2 separate regions of the Mus musculus genome follow, and region 1 is linked to region 2. A link is a loop called in an ENCODE intact Hi-C map of the cell type or tissue named here. Cell type or tissue: left cerebral cortex. All regions are shown on one strand. Links, peaks and the distances in the headings refer to the core of each region. The heading gives the core; the rest is flanking DNA. Region 1 overlaps Gucy2c (guanylate cyclase 2c). Region 2 overlaps Plbd1 (phospholipase B domain containing 1).

Region 1 (12,543 bases), core at 1,732-9,731, 100 kb before region 2:
CACACGGTGTGCAGATACACATGCAGGCAAAATGCTTGTACATAAAACAAAGCAAAGAGTTCTACTCAATGATATGACATCAGAGAGCCCTCAGGAAAAATGTCAGCGCCAACAGATTACATCACTATGACGTCATAGCAAGCAAGCCAAAGGTATTCAGAGAGGCAGAATGAACGTGGGAGCCAAAGGAGAGGGCAAGTGAGTGAGCGCTTTGGGACTCCATTCACATTACTCACTTGCTTTTGGGTTAAAGGCACAAAAGACAAATGCTCAAACAGCATCAGATGGCCTGCCCTGCCCCGGTCAGCATCAGATGACCTGCCCTGCTCCATTCGCCTCCCCCATCCACCCCACCACCAGAACAGTGACTCAGCGGGTGCCAGGTGGGCTCAGGTATTCTGGATAAGCAGCTCCTGCGCGTCACGGGAAGTAAGAGGGGGCTGAGTCATGTTCACAGGGGAGCTGACCATCAAGCCTGGCCCCTGGAGCTGTGGAGCGAACGCTCTGAAGGGCACACACAGGTACACAAAGAACAGACTCACTGACCACTTCACGAGGCTAGCTTTAAGACTGACCGGGCACACACAGGTACACAAAGAACAGACTCACTGACCACTTCACGAGGCTAGCTTTAAGACTGACCGTACAACTGACTGCAGCCTATGGTTATGGAGAAATACCGACAAAATGCCACAATCTTAAACTTGCTGTACACCGGAATAAGACGCAGACAATAGAATGTGGTTAGTTCTGTGTAGCAAACATATGACAATGTGTTATGGCAAAGATCCTAGAACAATGTGATGTGATTGTGTGTGAGTGTGTGTATGTGAATGTGAGTGAGGGTGAGTGTGTGTGTGAGTGTGTGTATGAGTGTGTGTGTGTGTGCATGTGTGTACAAACACACACACACACAAGCGTGGAGGTCAAAGCATGGTGGCAGGTATCTTCCTTGACTTTCCTACCTATTATATGGAGGGAGGGTCTCTCACCAGAGACCAGAATCTGTACCAGAGTCTGTAGATCTCAATAGGCCAGCTGGCCACCTACTCCAGGCTATCTCTGCCTCCCCATGCTGGGATTACAGCAGGCTACACTGTGGCTGCCTGACATTTGTGTTGGTGTTAGGAATCTGAGCTCCCATCCTAACACTTGCAGGGAAAAGGTTTACTCACAATACCATCTCCTCATCCCCAGATGATCATGTTAATGGGCCTGAAAGTGATTACTTTAATTAATACTGAGAACATGAACAAACGTCCCTAATGATAACTCTCCCCAGCCTTTTTGTTTGTTTGTTTGCTATCCTTTATTAAGAGGCCCCACATTTTTGTGGGACCCCAGCCAAACCAGACAGGTCCCCTAAATATAGCAGGAGGCCTGGAAGGGGAAGGGAATGACTTAGGATCCCACCACACCTCCCTGGAAACAGAAATCCACCACAGACAGACGGATAGACGGACAGACAAGAGCTGGGGAGGAGAACCCACCTCACTCTCGGTTCTCTCCCCGTTGCACCCACTCAAAAAGAAAGTCAAACACTGGCTATGCAGACCCCAGCCCACCTACCCACCCATGGCAGCGTTTGTGGGATTCCCCCCTGCAATGGGTAGCCCCAAGACAACTTCCTACGGACCCTCTTTGACTTTGGTTTGCTCCTGGCAACTCCGCGCCCTCTTCCTTCCCTCAGCCTCCAGCACACTCTCTGGCATCTTCTACCACCTACTCGGACCTTCCCTCTCTCTTGCTCTCTGCTTTCTGGCCTCCCTGCCCCAGGGCTTCTTGGGGAAGCAGTGGGCACCTTCCATCTAACAAGGGCCCCACTAGGCCCTGTCTGCCCATCATGTGGGACTCACACAGCTGCCCCACTCTCTTTGAGGTCAGGGGCTGAGCGCTGCCGTCGCATTCGCGGAGTCTCCCCAGCCTTTAAAGAAGAGAAATACTAAAACATTCCAGGAAGCAGCACATAAGCCTAAAAATATGGCTTTATAGAACAAGACTGTGTGCTTTCTACGAGTATACGTTAAAGAATAAAAAAAGCAAATACCAAAATGAGAGACTGGATCAGCCAGCGGTGGCTTTCTTTTCTACTTTTTGATATTTTGCAAGTTTTGTTCCCATTTTATAAAAGATATGTGTATACTTTTTGTACTCAAAGCAGAATTGTGCTGGTAGGTGAGAATAGGTTAGGGTGGGCATGCAGCGGGCCAAGGGAAGAAAGAAAGGCGTTACTGTGGAGTCCGGCTGCCCACAAATCTCTCTTTACCTCATAGGCCCTCCAGCCTCGTCTAAAATGACTATAACTCTAGAACCTCTTGAGGAATTATTGGGATCATACCCAAATTAAAACCAGACTTGGGTCAGTTGTTTCCCTCTAGAATAAGAACAATTGTTAGCAGTTAATCCTCCGCTCTGGGTTATACTGAAAATAGTCGCTTACTGGTATAAGGAAACCCTGTATCTCCTGTATCTCTTTAAGAACCACCCAAATCGTAGATTAGTTTAAGGCCTAGCTTCTCCAGTTCCTAGGAAAGCCAGGAGCTCTCTTAAGGGCAGAGATCTTAGCAGACTTAAGAAAACCCAGAGCAATTACGCCAATTGAAGTAATTAACACAGGTGGAGACATGAGCCTAATGTTGGAATTCCCAGGAGCAACTCCCTGCTTAAAAACACTGGTCCAGCCGCCATAGCGGCACACACCAGTAATCCCAGCTCTCAGGAGGCAGACGAAGGAGAACCACAACTTCAAGGCCTCACAGGGAGTTCTGTCTGTGTGCTGTGTGCCAGCTACATAGGGACCTTCAGGTTTTGTGGACTACCAAGGGAGAGCCTGCCTCCGAACAAGATGTCTTAAAACATATAAAAACAAATACAACAAACAAATCCAGTCTTTGTAGATGAATTTGACAGGACAGATATTCTCAATCAGGCTCCCCACGGCCAGTCTCCAGGCAGTCGATGTCTTTCTCTCTTACCTGATGGTGACATCCACCCCATACCTGTCTTGTTCGTTTGGAGGTTTTGAGACAGGGTCTCACATAGTAGCCCAGGCTGACCTCAAACTGACTATGTAGCCCAGGCTGCCCTTGAAGTTCTGGTCCTCCTCCACCTCCTATGTACAGTACATATTTGATAATGGTCATGTTTCTTGTTTATGTGTTTATTGTATGGTTTACTTTATCATTATTTCAGGTTAGTATACTGTAGCCAGCAACATGATACAACTCCTCCCTCATTTCCTTCCTTTCTTTTCCTTTTTTCTTTCTTCAGACAGGGTCTCACTACATAGCCCAGGGTGACCTCAAACTGGTAGAAATTTTCTTGTTTAAGACTCCCACTCCCGAGTTATTTTGATTATACTTGATTTGTCTACTTTGTGAGCCTGGGATGAGAGAGAGAGAGAGAGAGAGAGAGAGAGAGAGAGAGAGAGAGAGAGCGCCTCTGTGTGTCTGTGTGTCTGTGTGTCTGTGTGTCTGTGGGTATCTGTAGCAGAGAACATGGAGAATACCATTCTGCACTAAGCACATCTGTAGGTCACAGGTGCTGTGCTCTGTGCCCTGTGGCCTGGACTTTGAAAGTCCCTGGCTCTAGGTTTCTGTGAGGACATCATAATACAGTCACACAGTAAAATCACCTACCACACTGCTCAGATGGTAGCTGTCACACAACCCATGAAAGTAGGCGATCTTAAAGGAGGGCGGCAACATCCCAGTCTGTTCCTGACTCGGCAGCCTCCTGATTGGATAACCCAGCTCACACTCTCTCCACGCCTGTCATGCTTCGCCTTACGTGTGTTTCTCTCCCCTGTTCAGGAAGTGTTAAACGACACAATTTCCTACCCTGACGGCACGTTCATGGATTGGGAGTTTAAGATCTCTGTCTTAAATGACATCGCTAAGGTAAGAGCCACATGGGCACAGGAACATTCATGAAATGAAATAGCGTACCGAGCTCCTGGACACAGTCCACGGTGGTGTCCTCGGTACGACGGCAGCCGTGGTGGATGTGTCGTGGGCAGGACTTGATGACATAATGTGTGTGCTCACGCATCACCATAGATTATTTTACAAATAAAATACCATATGAAATAACTTCCAAATCTGCTAGATTTTAGGGAGTGATTTGGTCCAGTCATTTCCTTCACAAACTTAAGGTCGTCTCACCTGTGTTTTTAGATGGAGGCAGCAGAGAGCTAGAGATGTGTATGTGTTCACGGTCCAAATAAGCAGGAAGTGAAACTATGTAAACACTATAAGCAGGGCTGACTAGGATGGCTCAGTGGGTAAGGTGCTTGCTGGTCCAACATGAAGAACTTAGTTCAAATCCCAAAACCCATGTTAAAATTTAAAAAAAAAAAAAAAAGTATCAGGTCAGGTGGCACATATAATTCCAGAGCTGGGGCAGAAGAAACAGATTCTCCAGGTTCACTGACCAGTCAGCCGGGCCTAACTGGCAAGCTCTGTTTCCAGTGAAAGGCTCTGTTTCAAAACCCAAGGTGGGGGCTTTCCAGATGGCTTCCTGAGTGAAATCATACAAGGATGACAGAGCGAGTTAATCCCCAGAAGCCACAGTGGAGAGGGAGGGACTGGCTCCTGAACGTCGTCCTCTGACCTCATGTGTGCTATAGCATGCACGTACGCACACCCGCGCACGCGCGCACACACACACACACATACACACACACACACACACACACACACACACACACATCAAACACACAAGAACAATAAACACAAATGTAACTGATGAAACCCAAGTAACAACACAGCCAGAGGCTGATCTCTGACCTTCCCACACACCCAGCCACATAATCACAAAGTCCTGTCTTGTATGGTACACGGCTACTCAGCCACACTTTTCACTCAACTTCCTTTTTCTTCTTGTGGTAGAGCTATGCCTCACAGGCACTCACGGCACCTTTAAAGCGAGGTTCACAGCACTGAATTTAAAATTGGACAGTACGGCCACACGTACAGAGAAATTGATTCAAAATGTCACTCATTTCTTTCAAGTGGTCACTCAGCCAAAGTTTGTGATGTCTCTGTTTTCCCACCATCTGAAAACAATTACAGGGGATGTCCTACCTGCACTCCAGTAAGATTGAAGTCCACGGGCGTCTCAAATCCACCAACTGCGTGGTGGACAGCCGCATGGTGGTGAAGATCACCGACTTTGGGTGCAATTCCATCCTGCCTCCAAAAAAAGGTCTGTGCCTCTTTTTCTTGAATTTCTTTCTTTTTTTGCTTTGTTGTTGTTGTTGTTTGGTTGGTTTTTGTTTGTTTGTTTGTTTTCTATCTCATATGGAAAGTTCAGGAAATGAGGAGGAGACAGGCAACACTTTAACTCTTTCTCCAGCACACCCTGTCTGTCAGCCAACGAATGTTTCTTTGTTTTAGTAAATGTATTTATTTTATGTTATGGGTATGGACGTTTTTGCTTATCTGTGTACCATGCGCACGCAGTGTCCACAGTGGCCAGAAGAGGGCATCAGGCCCCCTGGACCTTGGATTACAGATGACTGTGAGCTGCCAGGTAGACACAGAACTAAAGTCAAGTGCTTTGTAAGAACAGAAAATGCTCTTAAACTCTGAGCCACCTCTGTAGCCCCTCAATGAATGCTTTCTGGGCTAAACAGGTGTCTTCCATGGACACTGTTTTCGGTATTCGGCTCTGATTCTTGAGCTAAAGGAAAAGGCAGAAGGAACTTGCAGACTTGTAGAAGCTAGGCTAGGAAGAGCCCATAGAACCATCTAGTTGAACTTTGTAGGAGATGGGCGTGAGATCCCAGGCTGGAGTTTTGCACAAGAAGATGGACTACAGAGCAGGAGAGCCTGTTCCCGTATGGACATTACCATTCACTTATCTGTGGTGACAAGATACATAGACACACATGTAGGTGCACATACAGGCTGTGAAAAGAGCCTCATCGTTCTTCAGGATTGTGGGAAGGGTCCAGAAAAGGAACGTGAAGCCACACAGGTGTGTGGAGGGCAGGCATGCCAGCCTTTCCCCTTCAGTCTTCATTGTAAGTTACAGCTAAGCCACCTCAGAAATCTAGAACTCACGTCTCAACACACAACCTCGCTCAAAATGAAGCTCTTATTTCCAGTTCTGTTTAACAATTCTTTGAGTTTTATTATATATACATATGCACACCCTCTATTTCCTCCCTCTATTTCCCCAGCCCTGTGTAGTTTAACATGCCATTAGACTAAACACGGAAAGTTCTTTTATATTCTTTTCAGCATGTATATGTGTGTGCGGTGTGCTTGCATGTGTGCATGGGGGGAGTATTTACATGTGTGTGTGTGTATGCACACGTGCATGTGTGTGCTCATTGGTGCAGAAGCCTGAGGCTACGTCAGGAGCCTTTCTCAGACACACTTCCCTTTATTCATTGAGGGAGTCTCAGGACTAAGTCCTGAGCTTGTCGATGAGGCCATCCTGACTAGCCAGCTTCCTCTGAGTCCACCTTCGAAGCAGCGGAATGGCAGACAGGCACCATAACTACCCAGTGTTCAGATAGGTTCCGGGGAATCCAGCCTCAGGTCCTCACGTTTGCACAAGGGCTCTCCTCACCGAGCCGTCCTCTCAATCCTCCGTGAGTTCTTACAGAAGACCTGCTAGGAGCCAACCTTTGTCCCTAAAGCAAAGGAACAAAGCTTTTTGATCAGATGACGTCCATCCCATCCTCCTTAACCCTGTTCAGCAGGATCTGCTGATCCCACATGTCTGTTACCTGAACTTTCAGCATAAGTAGAACTGCCTCCTCCAACTTTGCCCTGTTGCTATCTCACGCACAGACCTGTGGACGGCCCCGGAGCACCTGCGCCAGGCCACCATCTCTCAGAAAGGAGACGTGTACAGCTTCGCCATCATTGCCCAGGAGATCATCCTCCGTAAGGAGACTTTTTACACGCTGAGCTGTCGGGATCACAATGGTGAGTCGGACCTCCCCCAGCCTGGTACAGAGCCAGCCAATCTGCTGACTGGCTGACTCAATCTGCATTCGTTCGGGACTCGCTGATCCCGAATCTCCGGCCCCACATCTCATCAGGCCTCTTCTGAGTTGTGCACTCTAGGAGGACTGCAAAGGCTTGGTGTGAGAGAGCCCAGGCAGGTGCCATCATTATCCATCTCAGTGTTAAAGGGTCTTCCTTCACTTGCTGGCTCTGGTGGTCCAGGCCTGTGATCCTAACATTGGACGGTGGATGCAGGGAGATTAGGAGTGCAAGGCCATCCTCGGCTTCCTAACCACTTTAAAGCCAGCCTGGGTGAGACACTGGCTCATGCGGCAAGCATAGTAGGCATCATCCCTGCACTCCAGTTCTCCGCTCGACCACAGAAGGCAAGGTGCTTGCCTGCTTGCTTGCTTGCTTGCTTGCTTGCTTGCTTGCTTGCTTGCTTGCTTGCTTGCTTGCTTGCTTGCTTGCTTGCTATTGGGATTAGCACAGGCTAGCAAAGCAGCAGTGCACTTCATTCGTATTTAAAGCAGTGCTTAGTTTTTTGTTGCTTCTCATTGAAGGAAAACACTTTGTTCCATTCATCTGGTCTTCACTTTCTGAGCGTTTACTATGCCTTAACTCATGACTGTCTGGAGGTCAGCTTGGGGGATCTGGGGGGTCAGTCGGGGTATGAAGAGGGGACCCGAGAAGCCTGAGAAGGCAGTGGCGGAATCTGGGATGCTCCTTTGTTAGCTGTCTACCAGGGAGGCTGCTCCTGGTTGTAAGTGGGGGAAGACTCCTCCCACTTCATTCAGGTCTGTAGACAGGCTCTCCCACTCCTGCTGGACTGAAGGGCCATCAAGGGGTGAACCAACTCAGACTGTGGCAAACAGTCCTCACTGGGGGGGGTCTTCTCATAATGTAATTATTCTCATCCAATCAGAGAAGATTTTCAGAGTGGAAAATTCATACGGGAAACCTTTCCGCCCAGACCTCTTCCTGGAGACTGCAGATGAGAAGGAGCTGGAGGTGAGTGTGTCCTCCCAGTCTTCGGCGATCTGTCTGTCTGCTGTAAAGCTTACCACACGCTCAGTGGTGGAACGCAAAAGTGAAGTCGCAGAGAGTTCTGGAAGCTAGCTCCACAGGGCCTCCAGGTTCTTTGGACCTAGCCCCTTTGTCCTTCGAGAGCTTCCGGTGGCTTTTCTTGGTTTGTAGCCACCCATTCTGAGTACTGCCTTGCCTTGCACCACGTCCTCTTGCCTCTCTGTCTCACTTGTCCCTATCTCTTCTGATTAGACCATGAGTGACTCCGTGTGGACCCACCCAGGTAACCCCGTACAACTGCCCTCTCCCAAGAGTTTTCAGTTGATCACTTCTGAAAAGGCCAAATACCATCACCCTCTTTGTTTGATAGGTGTGTGTGTGTGTGTGTGTGTGTGTGTGTGTGTGTGTGTGTATGTGTGTGTTCAGTTACTAGAAACCACTGGAGTCTAAAATTACTCAATGGAAAACTCCAGAATAAACAATTTATAAATTTCAAGTTGTTCAGTCTGATAAAGCTTTGTGCCACTTTTCTCTGTTCTGTTCTCCCCTTCCATTAGTCTCTGGGTAGGCATCTAGGCTCAGAGACTTACAGCTGAGTGATGAACTCACGTAGACCTGTGACTTAATAACGGCTCTCACGTGCATGTACAGTGATGGGGAAGTTTAGTGTATTACTATGGCTGTTTTGCTTTACCACTGGTTATTATTATAACTTACAAACTCCATCTGACCATAAGTATGTGCTGGGCTCTGTACTCTCCAGAAGTTCTCTGCTGGAAGCCTTGAAATGGTCTCTCCCAGGCAAGGAGGGACTGCTCTTTGGTGACATAGGACACAGGGCTGAGGATGCAGGGATCTGTGACCAGTTCTTCTCACCCCTCCCCCAAGCTCTACCCCTCCCCCAGCTCAGGACAGAGCTGCTGGTGGAAGCACACATCACAGCCTACATTTTTGAGAGCCTACATTTTTGTAAGCCTGACACATACATATGCGATGTATGTGTCAGGCTTACAAATACTTCTATTGATTTAAAAAGAAATATGATCCAGCTATAGGTATATACATCTTCAGTCCCAGCATTTGGGAGGCAGAGGGAGGATTATCAGGTATCAGGGCCCAGCTTCTGGTACATGAGACTTAGTTTCATTTACCAAAACAGCAAACCCTCACCTGCACAGATAAGGAGATGAAGGTAATATTCCCATACAACTGATTTAATAGCTAAGACTAAAAGTGTGTTTTGTTTTAAAGTTCTACTTCAAAGTTGACTAAGCTAGGTGTGGTGGCACATGCCTGTAAAACCTGCACCTGACGGGTAGAGACAAGACAGGAGTGCAAAGTCATCCTTGGCTACAGTTAGAGGCCAACCTGGGCTACATGATACCTTGTCTCAGAAAGAAAGAAAGAAAGAAAGAAAGAAAGAAAGAAAGAAAGAAAGAAAGAAAGAAAGAAAGAAAGAAAGAAAGAAAGAAAGAGAGAGAAAGGAAGGAAGGGAGGAAGGAAGGAAGGAAGAAAGAAAGAAAAGAAAGAAGAAAGGAAGGAAGAAAGAAAGAAAGAAAGAAAGAAAGAAAGAAAGAAAGAAAGAAAGGGAGAGAGAAAAAAGAGAGAAAGAAAGAGAAAGAGAAAAGAGAGAGGGAGAGAGAGAGGAAGAAAGAGAAAGAAAGAGGAAAACCAGTATGCTTCATTTTAGAAACTTAGAAGAAACGTTTAAACAGTCCTTCAATAAGACCTTTAGAAGTCAGGCATGGTGACTCATACCTATAATCCCAGCTCTGAGGAGGCTGGGGCAGAAGGACTTTGAGTTTGAAGACAGCTTGGGTTACATAGTGAGCCCCCATTTAAATTAAAGAAAGTGGAGGAGAGAGAAAAGGATGAAAGGAAGGGATGGATTGGGGGGGGGTGGCGCAGGAGACAGGGCGGGAGGGGACATGATAAGGACCCAGCTGCTGAGGTTCCCATCCCCACCCCTCCCCCCCCACCCCCCACCCCCACCCCCGCCGCTGTTTCTCATTACTTCCCTTTCTCCTGTTCTTCTGGACTCCTCCCCCGCCTCATCAGATCGGTTCAGTCATCCCCAGTAAGAAGAGAAAGATTCCAGGATCCTCCAACCTCCCCAATCCTTACTTGCCGGATCCCCTTACAATCAGATGGTGTGGCATTTGTATATAACCTACCTACAACCTCCGGGATGCCTAAAATCACCTGTGCGTTACTTACGGATTTAAACATTAATCCTATGAAGATTTATTGTCATGTTGTATAATGTGTGTGTTCGGTACAGACTTAGTTTTCCCCTGAACCTTCCCAACCTGTAGTTAATGGGATCTACACCGTGGAAGAACAGCCAAGGCTGATGGTTTACACAGGTGATTAGAGCCTTTTCACCAAAGCAATACCCACAATTCATCGCTGTTGCTGACTGATTCTGCAACTGGAAGCTAGGCAAAGATTTCATGCCCCTATAACTGGTCCCAGTAGAAAACAAGCCTAAAACCAGTCTCTCAACAGTGTCCCTTTGATCCTCAGAGGTGTGGTGCCTGCTGAGGCAGGGGCATCACCCAGAAGCTAAATAAACCAAGAGAGGCAGCTGTGGCCTTAGCTCCCTCCCAGGAACCATTCAAATAGAATCCAAGGAGAGCAATCCTGTACCGAATCATTTATCACCTTGGTTCCAACCACAGTGAAGAGCAAACTTTATTTAAATAAATGGCAGCAACTTCCCTTTTGGGTCAAGTCACAAATATGGTGGCAGGTAAGATGACAGGTCCTTCTACCTCCTCTTCCTCTCCCCTCCCATTCCTCTGAGCCACTTCTCCATTATAGCTGTGCACCCCTGTCAGGTGGGAAACTTAAAACATAAGTACAATTGCCTTTTGCCCATGTAAAATTCAGAACACACATATGTGTTCACAAATCACTTAATGCCTTGGGGTGGGGCCTGAACACAAGAAGTTTCCTTTGTGGTCCTCGAGGGAGTGACTCCCAGCTGCAGCTGAGATTAGCAAACCATCAAGGTTTGTTCTTATGTACACCCATTTGCTTTGTTTCCACTGAGGCACATTAGTTTTTGTTTGTTACAGTGTGTGTGCGTGTGCGTGTGCGTGCGTGCGTGCGTGCGTGCGTGCGTGCGTGCGTGTGTGTGTGTGTGTGTGTGTGTGTGTATGTGTGTGTGTATTAACCTGCTAAGGCATCTCGCCAGCCTAAACCTCATTATTTTTTACCCTCCCTGACACATAAACACCACATGTTCTTGTAGAGCCTTTAATGTCTTCCATAAACACCAGCCTCATTCAAATTGTTACCACTTTTTAAGGAAGTGCATTCCAAAGACTGACTGGGTGTGGTAATGTCAGCAGCGGAGTCTACAACATGAAAGGAAGTGAGCTGGAGACTGGTTCTCATAGTCACTGTGGCAGATCCTTGCGAAATATCCCCCACCTTGTTCATACCCATCACGGAGGACAAAATGAGGCTCAATCCTGGAGTGTAGCACACACAGCCCACCTCCACCCCCGAGCTAAGCCCCGCCCACTTCATCTTCGCCCCGTCTATCTAATAAGCCCCGCCCACTTTGTTTTCGCAGGTCTATCTACTTGTCAAAAGCTGTTGGGAGGAGGATCCAGAAAAGAGGCCAGATTTCAAGAAAATCGAGAGCACACTGGCCAAGATATTTGGGTATTGCTAACATTTTTACTTTCCCTCCCAATTTTGATTTTTTTTTTTTTTTTTTTTTTTGGTTTTTCGAGACAGGGTTTCTCTGTATAGCCCTGGCTGTCCTGGAACTCACTTTGTAGACCAGGCTGGCCTCGAACTCAGAAATCCGCCTGCCTCTGCCTCCCGAGTGCTGGGATTAAAGGCGTGTGCCACCACGCCCAGCCCAATTTTGAATTCTTTAATGGTGATTGGATAGTTGACATTTAGTGCTACCACGGAATGAAAATGTTTGTGCCAATAAAATTCTCAGGCTATAACCAACACCTGTCACATAAAATGCAAATGATTCAGAAGTAAAAAAGACCACTTCTCAGGGACATGCTCTCATAAAGTTAAACACTCAGGGACAAAATACATCATAATATATCATACTTTTTATCATTAAAAATAGTTTCCAGAGGCAAGAAAGATGGTTCATCAGTTAAGACACGCACTGTTCTTGCAGAGGAACCAAGTTTGGTTCCTATAGCCCACATCAGGAGACTCACAACTGCCTGTGACTCCAGCTCCAAGAGATAGGATGCTTCTGGCTTCCTGGGCAGCTGCATCCAGGAGCAGTGTTCCTCCAGTACACACACTTAAGCTAATAAGTCTGAAAAAGACATAGTTTCTAAGAGAACCTTAAAGTTGGGGTGCATGAGGAGGTAGGGAGGATTTGGGAAGAATTAACAGAGAAGAAAACATGTATGAAACATATTTTAATTAAATGCATAATTTCCAGACTTCCAGACCCTTCTGGAAGTCTAACCTGGGTCCTGGGATTCTATAATGCTCCTGGGTAATATATGTATATATATATATATATATATATATATATATATATATATATATATATATATAT
Region 2 (12,543 bases), core at 2,245-10,244:
GAACACACACACATGGTGAGACACACTCAGATTGTCGCAGAAAGCCTCCATTACAGGTAATTAAGCCTGGAGCCTCAGGATCATCATTACTGGGGTCAATTAAAGACACTTTGATGCATTCCAGCTTTGGCCGGCAAGCAAAAGCTCCTCTCAACCCCAGGCTGAATTCATGGTCCATGAATACAAACTACAGAAATGTAATTTCCCTTCAAGTTTCCCAGGGGAGTTTGCTGGAAGCCCACATACAGTGTTACCCCTAGGAGTACATCTTTCTTCTTTAAGTGCCACCATTAGTGTGTGAGATCAGAGGACACTGTGGTATGCTCCGTTCCCTCTGTCCATCTTTTCATGGATTCCAGGGATCAAACTTGGACCAGCAAGTTTGTGTAGCAAGCAGCGTTACCCACTGAGCCTTCTGGCTGGCCACAAAAGGTTTCTTTCTTATTACTAGCTCCTGGGTGATGTTCACATTCGGGGACCAGAGCCCATCCTTGGAGCCACCAGCTGCCTCTGTGGTCCCCAAAGCACAAGCCTTGCAGTAGACACACGTGAAAACACACGTGAAAACACACGTGAAAACACACGTGAAAACACACGTGAAAACACACGTGAAAACGAAATTCAATGCTCCAAGCCCCAGGAGAATTTAGTCAGTGTCCGGGGTCCATAGTGTGGTTACTCGCCTAGGTTTTAAAGTTGTCCCTTTAATAAATGTATGCTGGGAATATTTCAACGAACCATAATTACTGTTACTAATTTCATGTTACCACTTTGATCTCGGAGACTTTGTAAAATCTATACAAATGATTCACAGGTGAGCACAGGGCCAAGTTCCCAGCTTGAATCTGGGGAGGGACGAAGGAAGAATGGAAGGAAGCGGGACACGCATTGCAAAGGATTACAGGCAGATTTTGTAGCACTTGATTCTGGTTTTCTTAGACTCCCTTTTGGGTGTGTTTTATCTCCTTTGGCACCGTCCCAGGATGCGAAGTCTTCTGAGGGACACACCTGTCTTAGTCATCTTCCACCACCTGGCTCGGGGAGTGTCCTCCCTTTCAGCTCCAACAATCCCACCCCCATATTGCTATTCTCCTCAGGCTGAACTGGCCACCCAGTGACCTCCCGACTCCTCCCTGCGTGCGCAGCGCAGCCCCCAGGACTCGCTTTGCTGTTCCTGTTGCAGTCTCCTCATGGTTCGTGTGAATCATTTTCTTTTGCACGACTGTACACCTGTCCCCATCACCCTTGTCAGGGGTGTGCGGCCAGAAAAGAACTGTGTTCCAAGCCTGCCCGATATGATTCCTGACTTGCTGTGTGTGTGTGTGTGTGTGTGTGTGTGTAGGTCAAAGAATGGCTTCCATCCTTCCAGAGTGAGGAGCCCCAAGTGCCATAGATGCATAAACATTATTCACCATTTCTTCTTCAATAAATTTAACAGTTATTTATTGAGCACTTCCGTATGTTAAACCTTTGGCACCTTCTCCTGATGCCGAAATGAACAGGTATGAGTCAATACGACAAAATTCCCTTCCTTAGTAGAGTTTATATACTGAGAAAGAAAAGAAAAAAAAAGCAGATGAATAATAGACCCGGAGAAATTTCTCAGCGGGTAGAGTGCGTCCCACAACTCACATCAAGAACGCTGGGCTTTGTTCAGTTCTGAGCCCCATTTTTTAATGGGGTTATTTGATTTTCTGAAGTCCACCTTCTTGAGTTCTTTATATATGTTGGATATTAGTCCCCTATCTGATTTAGGATAGGTAAAGATCCTTTCCCAATCTGTTGGTGGTCTTTTTGTCCTATTGACGGTGTCTTTTGCCTTGCAGAAACTTTGGAGTTTCATTAGGTCCCATTTGTCAATTCTCGATCTTACAGAGCAAGCCATTGCTGTTCTGTTCAGGAATCTTTCCCCTGTACCCATATCTTCAAGGCTTTTCCCCACTTTCTCCTCTATAAGTTTCAGTGTCTCTGGTTTTATGTGAAGTTCCTTGATCCACTTAGATTGAGGAATACCGAATGGCAGAGAAGCACCTGAAAAAATGCTCAACATCCTTAATCATCAGGGAAATGCAAATCAAAACAACCCTGAGATTCCACCTCACACCAGTCAGAATGGCTAAGATCAAAAATTCAGGTGACAGCAGATGCTGGCGTGGATGTGGAGAAAGAGGAACACTCCTCCATTGTTGGTGGGATTGCAGGCTTGTACAACCACTCTGGAGATCAGTCTGGCGGTTCCTCAGAAAACTGGATATAGTACTACCGGAGGATCCAGCAATACCTCTCCTGGGCATATATCCAGAAGATGCCCCAACTGGTAAGAAGGACACATGCTCCACTATGTTCATAGCAGCCTTATTTATAATAGCCAGAAGCTGGAAGGAACCCAGATGCCCCTCAACAGAGGAATGGATACAGAAGATGTGGTACATCTACACAATGGAGTACTACTCAGCTATTAAAAAGAATGAATTTATGAAATTCCTGGCCAAATGGATGGACCTGGAGGGCATCATCCTGAGTGAGGTAACACATTCACAAAGGAACTCACACAATATGTACTCACTGATAAGTGGATATTAGCCCAAAACCTAAGATACCCAAGATATAAGATACAATTTCCTAAACACATGAAACTCAAGAAAAATGAAGACTGAAGTGTGAACACTATGCCCCTCCTTAGAAGTGGGAGCAAAACACCCTTGGAAGGAGTTACAGAGACAAAGTTTGGAGTTGAGATAAAAGGATGGACCATGTAGACACTACCATATCCGGGGATCCATCCCATAATCAGCTTCCAAATGCTGACACCATTGCATACACTAGCAAGATTATGCTGAAAGGACCCTGATATAGCTGTCTCTTGTCAGAGTATGCCTGGGCCTAGCAAACATAGAAGTGGATGCTCACAGTCGGCTATTGGATGGATCACATGGCCCCCAATGAAGGAGCTAGAGAAAGTACCAAAGAAGCTAAAGGGATCTGCAACCCTATAGGTGGAACAACATTATGAACTAACCAGTACCCCGGAGCTCTTGACTCTAGCTGCATATGCATCAAAAGATGGCCTAGTCGGCCATCACTGGAAAGAGAGGCCCATTGGACACGCAAACTTTATATGCCCCAGTACAGGGGAACGCCAGGGCCATAAAAGGGGAGTGGGTGGGTAGGGGAGAGGGGGTGGGTGGCTATGGGGGACTTTTGGTATAGCATTGCAAATGTAAATGAGCGAAATACCTAATAAAAAATGGAAAAAAAAAAAAAAAAAAAAAGAACGCTGGGCTTGGTGGTGGGCGGGTGTATCCCAGAGCTGGGAGCAGGGGCTGCTGGGTGTAAGCTGCCGGCCTGGATGCCCCAGATTCACTCCGTGGGGCCCGTGTGGAGAGCACTGACTCACTCTGGTTATTCTCCGACCTCCCTGACCCACACGCACGCCACAGCACGCTTGGGCACACACTTTTTTTTTTTTTAACTTTTTATTGATTCTTTGTGAAGTGTCACATTATGCACTCCAATCCCACTCATCTCTCCATCCATCCGCTTCCGCCCTTTACCCACCCACCTTCCCCTCAAACATGAAAACAAAAAGTAAAAAAATAAGAAAAAAAAACTCATGTGGAAGCTTCGGACACATACTCTTATTTATTAATTATTCACTTTACATTCTGATTGCTGCCCCCTCCATCTCCTCTCTCACACAGTCCCTCCCCCATACCCTCTTTCCCTGTCCTCTGAGAGGGTGGGGCTCCCCCGACCCCACCCCCACTCTGGCACATCAAGTCTCTGTAGGGCTAGGCTAACCTCTCCCACTGAGGCAGCCCAGCCAGGGAAACAGAATCCACAGATAAACAACAGTTCTAGGGACAGTCCCCGCTGCAGTTATTGGGAGACCTGCATGAAGACCAAGTTGCACATCTGCTACATATGTGTGGTGTGGACCTGAATCCAACTCAGGTATGCACTTTAGTTGGTGGTTCAGTCTCTGAGAGCCCCAAGAGTTCAAGGGAGTTGACTCTGGTGGTCTTCCTGTGGAGTTCCTGTCCCCTTCAGGGCCCTCAATCTTTTCCCTCTCACACTTCCATAAGAGTCCCAGCTCTGTCCACTGTTTGGCTGTGGGTCTCTGCATCTGTTGCAGTCAGCTGCTGGGTGGAGTCTCTCAGAGGACAGTTATGCTAGGCTCCTGTCTGCAAGCACAACAGAGTATAATTAATAGTGTCAGGGACTGGTGCTTGCCCATGGGATGGGTCTCAAGTTGGGCCGGTCATTGGTTGGCCATTCCCTCAGCCTCTGCTCCATTTCTGTCCCTGCATTTCTTGTTGACAGGAAAAATTTGGGGTAAAAAGTTTTGTGGGTGTATTGGGGTCCCCATCCCTCCACTGGGGGTTCTACCTGGCTACTGGAGGTGGCCACTTAAGGTTCCATGAATCTCAACTAAAGTCACCCTGCCCATAGGCTCCAGGGAGCCTCCCCCATTCCAGGTGTCTGGCACATTCTACAGATGCCCCCCAACCCTGCCAGCCACCAATTTACATTCACTCTCCTGGCCCCCTGGGACTCTCTCCTGTCTCCCCACATCTGATCCTGAACACCCCCATTCCCCTCCCCATCTTTCTCTCACTCAGTTCCTTCCATACCTCTGCCTCCCATGATTATTTTATTCCCTCTTCTAAGTGAGATCCAAGCATCCTGACTTGGACCTTCCTTCTTGTTTAGCTTCGTTGGGACTGTGGGATAGATCCAGGGTATTGTATGACTAATATCCACTTATCAGAGAGTACATAACGTGCGTGTCCTTGTGGGTCTGGGTTACCTCACTCAGGATGATATTTTCTATTTCCATCCATTTGCCTGCAAATTTCACGATGTCCTTGTTTTTAATAGCTGAGTAGTATTCCATTGTGTAGATGTACCACATTTTCTTATTCATTCTTCCATTCTGGCTATTATGAATAAAGCTGCTATGAATAGAGTAGAGCACCTGTCCTTGTGATAGGGTGTAGCATCTTTGAGGTAAATGCATTGTTGATCACAGACTGCTTCCAGTCTCGACGTTTGGGCTCCTTGTGTTTTAGTGAAATCCAGTGTGTGTGTGTGTGTGTGTGTAGTATATGTGTATGTGCATGTCATAACACACATGTGGAGGTCAGGAGTGGGTTTCAGGGACAGAGCTCAGCTTGTCAGGCTTGGCGGCCGGTGCCTTTCCCTGCTTCCTTACTTGGCCCTTATCAAGGTGGGCTTTGTTTACTGAAAAAAGACTGCGTCTTAATCTCAGCAACAAAGTTACCATGGGATGCTATCTGAGGGCGGGCGTTATAGAACGTGGCATTTCTCCTTTTCCCCTTAACTGAGAATGATCTGCCTTCCAGAGCTACCTTTGGGATGGCAGCGAGGTTAGGATCGACAGGAACGACGTTTCCCTTTATGGCCAAGCATGGGGACTTGGTATCCTCCTTTAATGTTTTGCTTGCTGTTTTTAAGCTCGACAATATAGAGTCACCCTCCTCGAGTAGCTTTTGCAACCCAATTCATCACTTTGTTTTTGCTGTTCGAGAACTCTAGGCAGGCTGTATTTTACTACCCTCTGGCTTCTTAAGGACCCTTACTCTGCAATGAGAGGTTCTCAGTCACTCATTTACAAAAGAACGCCTGCCCTCTTGTGTCCAGACAGAGTACTACAGCAAGGAGGGACTTAGCAAACCTGCATTCTACCGGCTAGGATCCTCCTTCTCCAGGGCTCGCCCACAGAGGCCATGCCTGTTTGTTGTTTGAGCACTGCAAAAGGGACTTAGAAATGAATGAGCTGTCCCTGAAACCTGTCCCAACTTCTATCCCATATCCAGCCTGTATCTTCCCAGAAAGGGTACTCACTAAAATTGCGTTCAAGGGTGCGCCATCAAGCCTGCATGCTGGAGTAGGAAATTCACTTTTGCTCCGTAATCCTCTTGTGTAAGCTGACCCAGCCTTGGAGAATCTCCTTCAGTCGGACACTCCTCTTACCTTTGAGATTCTTACTCCGAAACTCCGGACCTTAAACAGGTTGTGAGAGCCGAATGATGTCATCAGCCTCAGGCTGTCAGAGGTGAAGTGCGGATAGCCAGGCTTGGTGTAAGCTGTCCACGTGACTGAAATGCATTCTCGTCTTTCAAGTCCTCTTGCTCCTCGCTTTCGTTTGTTGAGATGGATAAGGGTTTCATGTGGCCCAAGTTGGCCATGACCAGATCTGCTGCTCTCACCTCAGCAGCACTGGGATTCAGAACAGGACCTCCACATCTGGCCAGACTTCGGCTTTATGTCACCCCTCTACCGGACTCCAACCCTGCCTGGCCCATCCCAGGCTCCTAGAAGCTGCACAGTGATACACATCATTGGGGGTGGGGGTTCAACTGTTTCCTGTATGAGTGCCCTTTGTACGCAGACAGAAGGGCATTTGTTTTCATTCTCTGGGGAGGGGGCTGAAAAAAATTCATAAAACTCCTGTTGCTTTAGTCATTAATGTATATGAAAAGGCTAATGTTTTAGGTGTGAAAGGAAGTTGGTATAAAGAAATATGTATATATATATATATATATATATATATATATACACACATAAAAGAGCCATTCACAACGTATATTTATTTAAATATCAGATGTACTCCATAGATACACACAGTTTTACTTTTTAGTTAAGAAACCAAAACCAGGGCCCCCCAGAGACGGCTCAGTGGTTAAGAGCACCTGCTGCTCTTGCAGGGAACCTGGGGTTTGGTTCCCAGCACCTACATGGCAGCTCACAATTGTCTGTAACTCCAAGTTCCAGGAGTTCTGATGCCCTCTTCTGGCCTCCTCAGGCACTGCACATATGTGTTTTATAGTTACATACATATATACAGGCAAACCATTAACACACATAAAATTTTTTAAAAATTTAAATACCCCAAAACTGTAATACTAAGGGCCAACAAGATCACTCATTGGGGGGGGGAAAATGCTTGCTTTGAAATCCTAATGGTCTAAGGTCAGTCCATGGAAAGGTGGGAAGGAAAAACTGTTAGCGTTTCTCCTGTTGTGATAAACACCAGGACCAAAAGCGCCTTGGAGAAGACAGGGCCTTTTTCTGTGCGTAGCCTATAGCCCATCACTGAGACGTCAGGGCAGGAGCTTGAGTCAAGAATGTAGAGAGAGGAACTGAATGAAGCAGAGGCCATAGAGGAGTTCAGCTTACCGGCTTGTTCAGCCTGCTGTCTTATACACACAGGGGACACCAGGCCAGAGATAGCATCAGCCGTGGCTTCTGGGCTTTCTCATGTCAATCAATAATCAAGATGATAACCCCCAGGCTTGCCTACAGGCTGTCTGCCAGAGGCATGTTCTCAACTAAGGTTCCGTCTTCCCAGATACATTCAAGATCGTGGCACGCTGACAAAAAGAAACAAACAAACAAACAACAACCAGGACAAGAAGCAGCTGCACAAAGTTGTTCTTCGCCCTCCAGCTGTGTTGCACACAGTCCATGTATTTGCACACATATACATACGACAATGACCTGCTGAATATAAATAAATAACATAGACAAAATGTTAAGTGATAATAGCATGTGGATAGTAATGCTTAGCTATGCCAAAAAGAACGGGGTTGTTATAAAAAGGTAGACATCTGAGCCTATGTTGGTCGATTCTGTCCTAACGGAGGAGTTTAGACCGGGTAACCTCCAAACACAAGTCTGTTGCCTGCAGGTCTAGACACTGGGAAGTTCAAGGTGAGGGCAATGGCAGGCTGTGAAAGCTCTTTCTTACAGGTGGTGCCTCGCTATGTGTGCACACGGTGGACAGAGCAAGCGCACTCTCTCTGGCCTCTTTCCAGTGCCTAGCCTACCCCTGAGTTCTCAGACATTTCTTTAACACTCTCAGTTGTAGACATCTATCAGTTGCTGACAATGGTCCAGTTGTGTCTGGTCTACCTGTCCACTCTCACCCAGCCCAGACTTCAACATAAGCCTACACTGTCTCCAACATTTAGAAGACTCTGTGAACCAGGGTGTCAAAGCCTACTTTCAAAGCCAGGTTCAGATTTACACATGTAGATTCATCCATGTTTAAAAGTCATAAAGATTCCAATAAAATTCATAAAGAACAGAGAGAAAAGAAGGAGGAGGAGGAAGAGGAGGAGGAATAGGAGGAGAAGGAGAAGGAGAAGAAGAAGAAGAAGAAGAAGAAGAAGAAGAAGAAGAAGAAGAAGAAGAAAAGAAGAAGAAGAAGAAGAAAGAAGAAGAAGAAGAAGAGGAGGAGGAGGAGGAGGAGGAGGAGAAGGAGAAGGAGAAGAAGAAGAAGAAGAAGAAGAAGAAGAAGAAGAAGAAGAAGAGGAAGAAGAAGAAGAGGAGGAAGAAGAGGAAGAAGAAGAGGAAGAAGAAGAAGAGGAAGAAAGAAGAAGAGGAAGAAAGAGGAAGAAATATGGGTACACTGTACTGTGAGCCTTCATGTGGTTGCTGGGAATGGAGGTGGCTCCCTCCGGCCCAAAGATTTATTATTATATCTAAGTACACTGTAGCTGTCTGTTGCCTGCAGGTCTAGACACTGGGAAGTTCAAGGTGAGGGCAATGAAGAGGGCATCAGATCTCATTTCGGATGGTTGTGGGCCACCATGTGGTCGCTGGGAATTGAACTCAGGACCTTCAGAAGAGCAGTCAGCACTCTTAACCACTGAGCCATCTCTCCAGCCTGACATCTAAATTCTTTTTTTTTAAAGATTTATTTATTATTATATGTAAGTACACTGTAGCTGTCTTCAGACACACCAGAAGAGGGCGTCAGATCTCATTATGGATGGTTGTAAGCCACCATGTGGTTGCTGGGATTTGAACTCAGGACCTTCGGAAGAGCAGTCAGTGCTCTTAACCGCTGAGCCATCTCTCCAGCCCCGACATCTAAATTCTTAACTGCCTAGCAAAGGCACACATACACATACACACACCCTCAGATATTCAGGCTTTTTAGACAATCTAGAAGGTTATGGGCTCTACTGGCACCTGTGCACACTGCAGCTTAGTAACTACCAAGTAGCTGGGCCAATGCTGGGAGTGCCTGCTACAGAGCAAAGCAAGCCATAGCTTCTACATTGCCAGACCTACTGTGTATGCGAAGCCCTGTGATGACGGTGGTTGTGTGGGCCATGTAGACATGCAATGACCTGTGATGATGGTGGCTGTGCGGACCGTGTGGGCATGCGATGACCTGTGCGTTTGTCTTCTTCTAGGGTTCTTGGAGTCTCTGGATGACTTTTATATTCTCAGCAGTGGCCTGATATTGCTGCAGACCACAAACAGTGTGTACAATAAAACCCTGCTGAAGCAGGTGGTGCCCAAGACTCTCCTGGCCTGGCAAAGAGTCCGTGTGGCCAACATGATGGCCGAGGGTGGTAAGGAGTGGGCACAGATATTTTCAAAGCACAACTCTGGTAAGTGGTTCTGTACAGCAGTCCTAAGGCCTATGTGCCTATGTCTAGCCTTACAGTTGTTAATCAGTTGACGTTATTAATCACTTAACCAGTTGAGGCATATCCCTGTCGCCTTGTGTCTTCCAACATTTCAGGTACCTACAACAACCAGTACATGGTCCTGGACCTGAAGAAGGTGACCATCAATAGGAGCCTGGACAAAGGCACTCTCTATATTGTGGAGCAAATCCCTACATATGTAGAATACTCCGATCAAACCAATGTCCTAAGAAAAGGTACCTTCTCTTCCTACTCTGTCAGGACTGTGTACCAATACATGTGTGCTGCTTTCATCTATGCTGTTGTGATACCCTGTGGTAGGGGAAAAAGTAAAGTATTGATGGAAAACTCACAATGCCATGCTACAGCTCACCACGGTGGTCGGGTCGAGGCAGGAAGCTGAAGCAGCTAACCATACCACGTCTGAAATCTAGAGCGGAGAGAAAGGGCATGCACACACGTTTACCACTCAGCCAGCTTTCTTGGCTCTTCTTGTAGTCCAGGGCCCAGATCCAGGGTGAGCTACTATGACACCACTTCCAGGTGTCCTCCCAGATCAGCTAAGACAATTGTCCTCCAGACATGCACACACACGCAGGCCAACTTGATCTAAACAATCCCTCCTGGAGATTCTCTGCCAGGTGATCCTAGGTCCTATCAGGTTGAAAGTTAAGACCAGTGCGTCTGATGCAGGATGTGCTGTGTGCGAGTGGCTGGCAGGGCTGGCAGTGACGGGCATCCTGGTAAAGAGTCATCATGCAATGAAGTGAGTGGGCACTTCATTCTCTCATGGGAGGTTGGGATGTCGTCAAGCCTTGTGACCTCTGACCTCTAACAGCTCTAAAGTCGCCTTTTTTCTGGAATTCTGGGGGCTAAATTGTAAGTTCCACTGAGCACATCTGTGGGGTGTTACTCTGACTCAGGCTGGGAAAGCAAAGATGCCAAATTGCTTCTCTCTAGAAACTGGAGCATCATATAGCCCAGAATGGGAAGAGCTGGAATAAAGTCTGAGGTACCAGGCCTGGTAGAACCTAAAGAGGATTCCATTAGTGGGAGGGATCAGAGATGCTGGCTGTGGCCACCAAGGGTATATCCCAGGCAGGTGAAGCTCGGGGATAGAATCTTGGCTTCTCATAGTCTCAGGTAAATGACTCAAACTCTCAAAACCTTACTCTCTTCAAATGCAATCCAGATGCAAACCCACCAATCACCTATTTACTATTAAAATCCTAGAACTCTAATGCCAGAAGTTATTGTTTTGGTACTAAGTTATTTGGTAGAAAAATATGATTCGAACTGAACTAATTTGGTAGGAAAAAGAGCTGCCCCCAAATCTGACAAAATGGGCTTGAACTATATTCTTACAGCCTGTGTCCCCTCCTAAAGACATTACTTACATGCTATTCACCCCCCCCCCACCCCCCAATGACAAATCTCGTGATGATGACTTAAAAGAGGTAGAATTTACTGAGAGTCACTTTCTCAGCCTGTGTTTTCTGGTCAGGAGCATCCTGTCCGACACATATGGTAGAGGAAAACCATCCTCATCACAGTGGTGAGGAAGAAGAGGCACAGGGATAACCCAGGTCAGGGTACGACCTTCGAAGGTGGAGTACATCCTCCATCTAGGCCCATTCTCCTGATAACCCACTTAATCAGTATAGCTGGGACTCATGACGCATGACCTCTTGGTGGCATCACCAGTCAGCGAGCAAGGCTTGAGAATGTGGGGAGAGGGAACTTCACAACTAGATCACACACACACACACACACAAACACACACACACGAGGGAACTTCACAACTAGATCACACACACACACACACACACACACGATAGCATCAATATCTTATACACATATGAGGGGTTCCCCATGAGGACGTATTAACATACCATATGCACACTTCATTGCTATACCAACAGCTACAAAGTGCAGAAACTTGCTTACTTGGCCACTAAGCCTTGGTGAAAATGCAAGTAAGTGGAGCAACTCCTAATTTTTCGCATTGGAATCAATTCACTAAAAGTGACAGGCTTCATCAAGACGTTCTCATTCAAGTCCCTCAGGCCCTTTGACCTCATCCATCTGCCATACTCCTCCCTGGTTCCATCCGTCCACCCTCTTCCTGCTAGCCCCTCCCTCAATTCTACTTTTGCATCTTGTATAGAAAGCACACAGACAGGAACGCAGTCTTTCTGAGTGGCTCATTTCCCTTCACGTGATCATCTTCAGATGCACCCTTCCCTGCAGATGAAATGTTTTTGTGACCGAATAAAGTCTACCGAGTATAAATGTCACATTTTCTTGTTTGTTGTTGAACAGTGGACTAGTTCTATTGGTTAGCTACTATAAACAGTACTACAGTAAACACAGATGCCCAGGGGTCAGTGTGGTATGTTGATTTAAGATGTGAATTCCCAGGCGCTGTATAGCTCGCGCACATCCCTGCAGTTTGTTGAGAAACCTCCATATTGATTCCCATAGTAGCTAGAGTCTCCCTTATTTTAACTGAGGGTTCTATAGGCAATAGTCTGGTGTAATCCAAGATGTTCCTAGAATTGTTTTACATGTCCGGTGCTTAGTGGCTTGAGGTACAGTTTTGGATGATCATGGGTCCTGGGAAATGTGTTCAGTACACAAGATACCACCTGCACCCCATGCCCACTCATTATGGTCACCCCTTCCCTTGTACACATGAAATGGGGCTAAGTGCCTAGGACCTAATTATTCATCCATAAACCCAGCTAGAGCTTGGGTTTCCTGATGCCAGTGCGGTGTCTTCCATCAGTGTGATGAGCATCTGTGGTCCTCTGCAGGACATGCTACTCAGCAGATGGACCTCAGGCGGCTCCCAGTGTGATGAGCATCTGTGGTCCTCTGCGGGGCATCCTACTCAGCAGATGATGGACCTCAGGCAGCTCCCAGAACACTGTATCATCCTTTGCTTTTTTTTTTTGGTCCCTAGAGAGCAAAGCCACTCTCTGGGTTTTAAGATTATACTAACAAGTTGCAGTGAAAACCAAAGGCTTTAGAAGGACCACTGTGACCTGCAGGTTCATTTCCTAAGTAATTA

Evidence for each region. Hi-C counts contacts between places; a loop is a spot of excess contacts. Peaks named below come from ENCODE experiments on the same cell type or tissue, not always from the same donor. Only the 100,000 strongest peaks of a DNase experiment are listed, where the experiment ranks them.
Region 1: it touches region 2 in a loop (2.9-fold over the local background); 23 of 42 quality-filtered maps call a loop at or near these places.

What each region holds. Positions count from the first base shown.
Region 1 is chr6:136,715,074-136,727,616 of GRCm38, reverse strand. It overlaps Gucy2c (guanylate cyclase 2c), which reads left to right. Exons shown (of 27, transcript NM_001127318.1): 16 at 3,813-3,899; 17 at 5,073-5,205; 18 at 6,804-6,941; 19 at 7,888-7,973; 20 at 11,572-11,663. Among named protein-coding and RNA genes, the nearest start is that of Plbd1, 59 kb to the right of the region's middle. In left cerebral cortex, for the core only: a CTCF peak has its summit at 5,473 (motif pointing right); a DNase peak (open chromatin) is centred at 5,483.
Region 2 is chr6:136,614,090-136,626,632 of GRCm38, reverse strand. It overlaps Plbd1 (phospholipase B domain containing 1), which reads left to right. Exons shown (of 11, transcript NM_025806.2): 7 at 9,231-9,431; 8 at 9,566-9,706. Among named protein-coding and RNA genes, the nearest start is that of Gm40409, 9.8 kb to the left of the region's middle. In left cerebral cortex, for the core only: CTCF peaks have their summits at 5,668 (motif pointing left) and 6,814 (motif pointing left); a DNase peak (open chromatin) is centred at 5,672.